2 separate regions of the Homo sapiens genome follow, and region 2 is linked to region 1. Evidence: read pairs that join two places in POLR2A ChIA-PET (ENCODE). Cell type or tissue: B cell. All regions are shown on one strand. Each heading gives the region's core, and the rest is flanking DNA. Links, peaks and the distances in the headings are about the cores only. Region 1 overlaps TXNDC15 (thioredoxin domain containing 15). Region 2 overlaps PPP2CA (protein phosphatase 2 catalytic subunit alpha).

Region 1 (4,394 bases), core at 306-4,305:
ACTTATGCATATCTTTGTGTAAATATTAAGTGAAAAATGTGCGTTAAAAGTTATAAGTAAAGTGTATGGTATGTGAATTATATTTCAGTAACACTTGTTTTAAAGTATCTATAATAGGCCAGGCACGGTGGCTCACACCTGTAATCTGAGCACTCTGGGAGGCCAAGGCAGGCAGATCACTTGAGGTTAGGAGTGCAAGACCAGCCTGGCCAACAGGGCGAAACCCTGTCTCTACTAAAAAATACAAAAATTAGCCAGGTGTGGTGGTGCGCACCTATAATCCCAGCTACTAGAAAGGCTGAGGCAGGAGAATCGTTTTAACCCAGGAGGCAGAGGTTGCAGTGAACTGAGATTATGCCATTGCACTCCAGTCTGGGTGACAGAGCGAGACTCCGTCTCAGTCAATCAAACAATAAAGTATCTATAATAGACCGGGCACAGTGGCTCACACCTGTAAAATCCCAGCACTTTGGGAGGCCGAGGCGGGTGGATCACTTGAGGCCAGGAGATCGAGACCAGCCTGGCCAATAAGGCGAAACCCTGTCTCTACTAAAAATACAAAAATTAGCTGGGCACACGCCTGTAATCCCAACTACTCTGGAGGCTGAGGCACGCAAATCACTTGAACCTAGGAGGCGGAGGCTGAAGTGAACTGAGATCATGCCACTGCACTCCAGCCTGGGCAACAGAGTGAGACTCTGCCTCAAAAAAAAGGAAAAAAAGGCTGGGTGCGGTGGCTCACGCCTGTAATCCCAGCACTTTGGGAGGCCGAGGTGGGTGGATCACGAGGTCAGGAGATCGAGACCATCCTGGCTAACACGGTGAAACCCCGTCTCTATTAAAAATACAAAAAATTAGCCGGGTATGGTGGCGGGCGCCTGTAGTCCCAGCTACTCGGGAGGCTGAGGCAGGAGAATGGCGTGAACCCGGGAGGTGGAGGTTGCAGTGAGCCAAGATCGCACCACTGCACCCCAGCCTGGGCGACAGAGCAAGACTCAAAAAAAAAAAAAAAAGGGAAAAAAAAAGTATCTATAATAATTAAAATTACCTATTCATGTTAAACTTCATACTGATTGGGAAGTATTTAACAGGATCATAACAGTTCATTAGAAGAGAAGTTTTACAACTCAAAGTCAGTCTTGAATCCTTCACTTAAGGATTATAGCAGATCAGAACCCACAGAAGGCACAGACCCCCAGCAATAGAATATCTTCTTCCTCAGCACATTACTTCCACATACCTGTCTGATTAAAAATGAAGATTTTCAGTGTTTCCAGTGTTCGATCTGTATGATTAAATCTGGCCATTGGTTTAGCTCCTTGAAATAATAAAATATTAGGAACAGCTACGGTGCCAAACCTGGTAGAAAGGCTACAAGAGAAAGAAGTCAAAAAACCTGAATTTATTATTAATAGAGGGCTTTCTCATACAATTACCATCTCAGAATAGACAGAAATAAATGAGGAAGTTGCGTGTGACCTACGGAGATTTCTGATACTTGAAACTTTTGGCTTTTTCATTTGTTTCTGACCTCTTTGCTTATGGGTCATGGCTGGGGGGCACTCCTTTTCTGCAATCTGAGTTGCTTTCAATTATAATATGGATCTACCAATGGCACAATTATTCCACTAGTTAAGTTCCTGTCTAAACAAACCAGACCAGAAAACTCTAATTCATGGACAAAGCACACTGTGTCAACTTATTTGACAGAAAAAATTTCCAACTCTTCAGAATGCCCATCCCTGTCCCTCAAAAAAGATCAACTTACAGTAGGCAATTGGTTTGGTAAGCTGGCACAAGGGAGTATATGATCTAACAAACACACCAGGATGTTCACAATTAGGGCAGGATGACTTGTTTAGAAGGAATATAACTGTGCGGGCTTATTTCACCTTTACATAATACAGACTAGTGGTGATAAGCTCCCAAGTCAAAACACTCTGGGTTGAAGCCTCAGTTCTGCCACTGAACCAATGTGAACTCTGGGCAGATTATTTAACCTTGCTAAGCCTCAATTTTCCGCATTAGTAAAATAGTAATAGTGTATAACCAGGATTTTTTTCTTTTGTACACATGCTGTAACTTAAATATTAACATAAGAAGCAAACATGTCCCAGCCCATATAATAACAGCAAGAGCCTTAGTCTCCATAATTAAGATACAACATGGAGCTGAAGGAAGGAAAGAAGAAAGCAGGTTAGGGAGGGAGTTGCGGGAGAGGCAGGAGGGACAGTGTGAGACCCAGAACCAAAGAGCACTGAGTATGCCTGGGGGCAGTGGAGGCCCCACCAAAGCTGGACACTGACGTGATCTGTCCTTCCAATCAGTCTGCTCCCTTGGGCCCAGTCACTTAGATATAACCCAGAAGCCTATATGAAAATTACTAATTTGTTGAGCCATTTCTTTCTTCATAAAAGTTTCAGGTAAACATTGGCAGTTATATTCCCACAATGAAAATCAGTGGAATACAATTTTTTTTTTTTTGAGACAGGGTCTCACTCTGTAGCCCAGGCTGGAGTGCAGTGACAGGATCACGGCTCACTGTGACCTTGACCTCCCCTGGTTCAGGCAATCTTCCCACCTCAGCCTCCCAAGTAGCTGGGGTACCACAGGTATGTGCCACCATCCTCAGTCAATTTTTTGTATTTTTTTTTATAGAGATGGAGTTCTGCCATGTTGTCCAGGCTGGTCTCAAACTCTTGGGCTCAAGCAATCCTTCTACCTTGGCCTCTCAAAGTGATGGGATTACAGGTGTGAGCCACTGCACCTGGCCTCAAGTACAGAGTAATGGAAGTTTACTCAACTTCATTTTACCACCAATTGACCATTTTTCAGATGTTCTAGATTTATTTACACACAACCTCCTTGTTGAGGCTGACCTACTAAGGAGCATCTGATTTGGAAGAGAAGAACAGTTTATAACTCAGGCACAATCGCAGCACTTAGGAGAAACATATACCATCTCAACAAAGTTCTCTGTAACTTACTTTACTAAACATTTAAAAAAGACAAAAAGTGGCTCACACCTGTAATCCCAGCACTTTGGGAGGCCGAGGCTGGTAGATCACAAGGTCAGGAGTTCGAGACCAGCCTGGCCAACAAACGGTGAAACCCCGTTTAAAAATACAAAATTAGCCGGCATGGTGGCAGGTGCTTGTAATCCCAGCTACTCAGGAGGCTGAGGCAGGAGAATCACTTGAACCTGGGAGGCAGAGGTTGCAGTGAGCCTAGATCACACCATTGCACTCCAGCCTGGGTGACAGAGCAAGATTCCACCTCAAAAAAAAAAAAAAAAGAAAAAAAAAATGACCAGCCTGGCATGGTGGCGCATGCCTGTAGTCCTGCTACTCAGGAGGTTAAGTCAGGACGATCGCTTGAGCCCAGGAGTTCAAGGCCAGCCTGGACAAAAACCCAGTGAATGATACACGAGAAATATAAAACAAAGATAAATGTCATGTTAAAGAGCTAAATTAATTCATGACTTGATCGAGTGCCTACTACAGAACATGACTGCAAGAATAAGTACGCAGGAAAGAAAGAAGGAAAGAGGGAAAGGGAAAAGAAGGAAAGAAAAAGAAAAGGAAGGGAAGAAATCCTGAGTAGACACAAAACAGGGGTGCTGGGAATTGGGCTGCCTGGGATGGGGATTTAACCTGCGCCTTAAAGTCACAAAGGAATATCCTACTGTGATACCAATTGTGCTGATTCAGTCTGGCTATGGCCCTCAAAAGTCTTCTGGCCCCTCCCCTGCCATCAGGTGCTACCACCTGCCACCTTTAAATCCACCACACAGAGAACAGCCCACTTTCTTTAAGGGGCCTCCATAAAGTGACACCACCAGCTCCCTCAGGAGTATGATAATCCTCACTATTCACTCTTGCCTTGCCTTCCATCCCAGGACACAGTTCATGCCCCCCCTCTTCTGCTTCTAACTTAACTAATTAGGACCTCCAAATAACTGCAACCATCAGCCAGGAGGATGGACGTAAACCCCACCAATGGAAGATACCTGCTGTGCTGAGATGCATCCAGTGCCAAAAAGTGAAGAGCTGGAAATGCCCGGGGCAGAGAGTTAAAGTGAGGGGCCAAACTGGCAGAAAAGCGGCACCACGGGGTGTAAAACAGGACTAGAGTACAGTCACTACCGTTTGGGTTCAGAAAATCCATAAGGTCCTGTGGTAAAAGAAACAAGCATTAAAGTTAGCAGTAAAAGTACATTTTTCTGAAAGGATACCCAAGAAACAGGACACACTGCTGCTCCAGGGAGAGGAACGGGTGGGTAGGAGCAGCGAGAGAAGGAACCCTCGGAACCTTTTGGATTTTGAACCATATGAATCCAGGAACCAGCAAAAAAGTATGATCAAATGACAAGTTATAAACTTTCACTTTTTTTA
Region 2 (4,394 bases), core at 255-4,254, 690 kb after region 1:
TGCCACTGTACTCCAGGCTGGTCTGGAACTCCTGGGGTCAAGCCATCCACCCGCCTTAGCGTCCCAAAGTGCAGTGGTTCTTAAACTTGGTTGCACACTGGGAAAAGGAGGGGTGGGGGTGCTTAAAAATTATTGATGGCTTGATTCCAGTCTCCAAAATTCTGACTTTATTAGGGGAAGGAATGGGCATTGGTGTTTTTGTTTTTGTTTTGAGACAGAGTCTTGGTCTGTCACCCAGGCTGGAGTGCAGTGATGCGATCTTGGCTCACGGCAACCTCCACCTCCCAAGTTTAAGCAATTCTCCTGCCTCAGCCTCCCAAGTAGCTGGTACTACAGTCATGCACCACCATGCCTAGCTAGTTTTTTTTATTTTTAGTGGAGATGGGGTTTCGCCATGATGGCCAGGCTGGCCTCAAACTCCTGACCTCAAGTGATCGGCCCGCCTTGGCCTCCCAAAGTGCTGGGATTACAGGTGCGAGCCACCGCGCCTGGCTGGGCATTGGGATTTTTAATGTGCAGCTAAGATTGCATACCAATGCTTTGAACCCAGTCCTTGTCATCTGTGGTTGTCATGGCTCATTAGCAACAATTCTCTGGTAATTTGTTTTGGTATCTTATGTAAAGTGGTCTCTCCCAGTTTCCCTCTCCCTTTCCTTTGTGACACTTAACACAGTGTACTTTTGGCTTGGTTACTTGTTTGTGGTCCTTCTCCCCTCTACGGTAGTGGGAATGAGCCATCTTGTTCACCACTATATGTCCAGTTGCTAGCATGGGGCTGGTACAGATGGTTGAGCAAATGATTTTCTCACAGGTATGAGCCACAGTGCTTGGCCAAAAACATGTTTTTAAAAAGTCAAACAGGGCTGAGGTGAGGTGGCTTATGCATGTAATCCCAGCCCTTGGGAGGATGAGGGTGGAGGATCACGTGAGACCCCGTCTCTACAAAAAAGTTTGTGAAAATTAGCCAGCCATGGTGGCGTGTGCCTGTGGTCCCCACTACTGAGGTGGGAAGATTCCTGAGCCAAGAAGATCCAGGCTACAGTGAGCTATGATCATACTACTGCACTCCAGCCTGGGTGACAAAATGAGACCCTGTCTCAAAAAAAGAAAAAAAAAGAATCTTTGAGTGCTGCATTGTAGTTAGAACTCTGAAGGTAAGGAAGTAGATACCTGAATGTCCTGTTCGATTTTCATTGGTTTTATGTGACAGCTAACAATTAGTATTTAATTAGATGGCTATTTGATAGGTTTTTAAAAAACTCCTGGTATTGATGATAGGAATGCATATTTTTTCCCTAGGTAACAGGGTGAGATAGCTAATGGATTATAATCATATCTCACTTATTTTAATGGGTTCATAAATGCCTGCAATTTTATCTTAGACTGAGTCTGCCCCTTAAGCTACATTAAGTGTAAGTAAACAAATCTTTGTTAATATTGTTTAATGCCAAATGTATTGCCTTATTTTTGTCTCCCATCTGTAGGCTAAAGAAATCCTGACAAAAGAATCCAACGTGCAAGAGGTTCGATGTCCAGTTACTGTCTGTGGAGATGTGCATGGGCAATTTCATGATCTCATGGAACTGTTTAGAATTGGTGGCAAATCACCAGATACAAATTACTTGTTTATGGGAGATTATGTTGACAGAGGATATTATTCAGTTGAAACAGTTACACTGCTTGTAGCTCTTAAGGTAATTTCAATTTTATGTTGGGGCATGTTGAAATGGGTAAGACAGTCCTCTTGAAAGTTTTTTTTCCCCCAGTTATTTTCTCTATCTGAATGTTAAAACAAAATTCCACATTTAGGAATGCATATGTTCAGGTTTTGGACTTAAAAATCATAGGCGTCTGCGTTCTGAGTAAGGGGATGGTACAGAATCAAAACAAAAGGAGGAGAATGAATGCCTCAGTCAGATTGTTTGAAAAAATAGGCTGGGCGTGATGGCTTATGCCTGTAATCCCAGCACTTTGGGACGCTGAGGTAGGCAGATCACCTGAGGTCAGGAGTTCGAGACCAGCCTGGAGAACATGGTGAAGCCCCATCTCTACTAAAAGTACAAAAAACTAGCCGGGGGTGGTGGCGGGTGCCTGTAATCCCAGCTACTCTGGAGCCTGAGGCAGGAGAATTGCTTGAACCTGGGAGGCGGAGGTTGCAGTGAGCTGAGATTGCGCCACTACACGCCAGCCTGGACAACAGAGCGAGACTGTCTCAAAAAAAAAAAAAGGAAAAGAAAAATGTTAGAGGGCTGGTCAAATAGATATTTTAGTTCAGTAAATTGGGGTATGGAGAGGTAATATAATTAGATTTGTGTTTTTAGATACTTTTGAAGTATTATAAATATATAAACATACCAAATGTCAAAATGTTTTAAATCAGCTGGTCACGGTGGCTCGTGGCTATAATCCCAGCACTTTGGGAGGACAGGACAAAGTGAGCATATTGCTTGAGTCCAAGAGTTTGTGACCAGCCTGGGCAACATAGTGAGACCTTGTCTACAAAAAAATAATAATAATTAACCGAGTGTGGTGGCACAGGCCTGTAGTCCCAGCTACTCAGGCTGAGGTGGGCAGAGTTGCCTGAGCCCAGGAGGTCGTGGCTGCAATGAGACTTGATCTTGCCACCCTACACTCTAACTTGGGGAACAATGAGACCCTGTCTCAAAAAAAAAAAAAAATATCGAGGAAGAAGTTCAAGAAAAAAAAGAATTTTTCTGAGAAATTCAAGAAAACATTTGCTGTAAATATTTAACAGAGAATATTATGTACATTACATACATTATGTATGTACATATGGTTTAGCTCAGTTGAATAGTTTCCAGCCATTAACCATGACAGTAATAATCTAGACTAGGCTGGGTGCAGTGGTTCACGCCTGTTATCTCAACACTTTGGGAGGCTGGGGAAGGCGGGAAGGATCACTTGAGTCCAGGAGTTTAAGAACAGCGTAGTCAACATAAACCCCATCTCTACAAAAAGTTAAAAAAAATAGCCAGGTGCAGTGGTGCATGCTTGTAGTCTCAGCTACTCAGGAAGCTGAGGTGGGAGGATCACTTGAACCTGGGAGGTCAAGGCTACAGTGAGCCATGATGCACCACTGCACTCCAGCCGTGTGACAGAGCAAGACCCCTGTGTCTTTAAAAAACAAAAATCTAGAATGGTAGAAATGATAACCGAAAAAAGCAAGTTCCAAAATTACATGCATTACATGCCAATTGTAGCTTTGCAAAGTGTACTGATGATGATCTGAACATGAAGCAAAAGATGGTAAAGAGCTGTTAGGGTGGCAGGCTTCCGCCTTTCCCTTTAAATAAATTGTTTGACTTTACCTTTACCCAAAAATCTTGGGGAGATTTTTTCCCCCCTAGGCAACAGACTGATTTTTATTATTAAAGAATATTCAAAATGATAAATGGCTGTCACAGACTTTCCTAATATTAGAGAAGCAGTGAGATGTGGTTTTAGCGTGAGCTGAATTTTCTTGATTAATATCTGAATTGTGTAAAGTCCTACGAAATATTTTTGGAGATCGTTATTTTCTGCATCTGTAAAATGAAGGAGTTGGACTAGATGGTGGAAGGTTTCTGCGGTGACTCCAAATACTATGAAAAGAGCTAACCTGTGCTAAAAACCCAGGATGAATCCCAGTGCTCAGAGGAATGAATGTGCTACCTTTAAGAGTATGCAAGCAGCCTGGGCAACCTAGTGAGACCCCATCTCTTCAGAAAACAATTTTAGCCAGACATGGTGACATGTGCTGTAGTCCTAGCCACTCTGGAGGCTGAGGTGGGAGGATTGCTTGAGCCTAGGAATTTCAGGCTGCGGTGAGCTACTCCACTGCATTTGAGCCTGGGCGACAGAGTGAGATCCTATCTGGGGGGAAAAAAACTTACTCATGGAGGTTAATGGGCTGAATTGTAGCCCCCAAAATTCATTTGTCTAAGTCCTAACCCACAGCACCTCAGAATGTGACTGTATTTGGACAGGTAATTAAGGTAAAGTGGGGTCACATGGTTGGACCCTAATCCAGTGTAAGTGGTATCCTTATTAGAGATTAGGACACAGATGGGGAGAAGATAAGACAGATGGAGAAGATGAGCATCCATAAATCAAGGAGAGAGGCCATCAGAAGAAACCAACTGTGCTGACACCTTGATCTTGGACTTCTGCCTCTGGAACAGTGAGGAAGTAAATTTCTGTTGTTTAAGCCACCTATTCTCTGATGCTTTGTTGTGGCAGCCTTAGCAAAAGAATACCGGGGGAAAGGATGTTTCTTTCAGTAAATGGTGCTGAAGCAAATGGATCAGAATGTATCATAGAACTAAATGTAAGAGCTAAAGCTACAAAACTTCTAGAATAAATCAGAAAATCTTTGTCAGGTTAGTTAAAGATTC

Evidence for each region. ChIA-PET counts read pairs that join two places held together with the same protein. Peaks named below come from ENCODE experiments on the same cell type or tissue, not always from the same donor. Only the 100,000 strongest peaks of a DNase experiment are listed, where the experiment ranks them.
Region 2: POLR2A ChIA-PET joins it to region 1 with 5 read pairs; 2 of 35 experiments call an interaction of 5 or more read pairs at or near these places.

The regions. Positions count from the first base shown.
Region 1 is chr5:134,893,271-134,897,664 of GRCh38, reverse strand. It overlaps TXNDC15 (thioredoxin domain containing 15), which reads right to left. Exons shown (of 5, transcript NM_024715.4): 3 at 4,010-4,173; 4 at 1,241-1,371. Among named protein-coding and RNA genes, the nearest start is that of PCBD2, 9.7 kb to the left of the region's middle. In B cell, for the core only: no CTCF peak of the experiment used is centred there; no DNase peak of the experiment used is centred there; H3K27ac peaks cover 593 bases.
Region 2 is chr5:134,203,222-134,207,615 of GRCh38, reverse strand. PPP2CA (protein phosphatase 2 catalytic subunit alpha) reads left to right here. Exons shown (of 7, transcript NM_002715.4): 2 at 1,485-1,694. Among named protein-coding and RNA genes, the nearest start is that of MIR3661, 20 kb to the left of the region's middle. In B cell, for the core only: no CTCF peak of the experiment used is centred there; no DNase peak of the experiment used is centred there.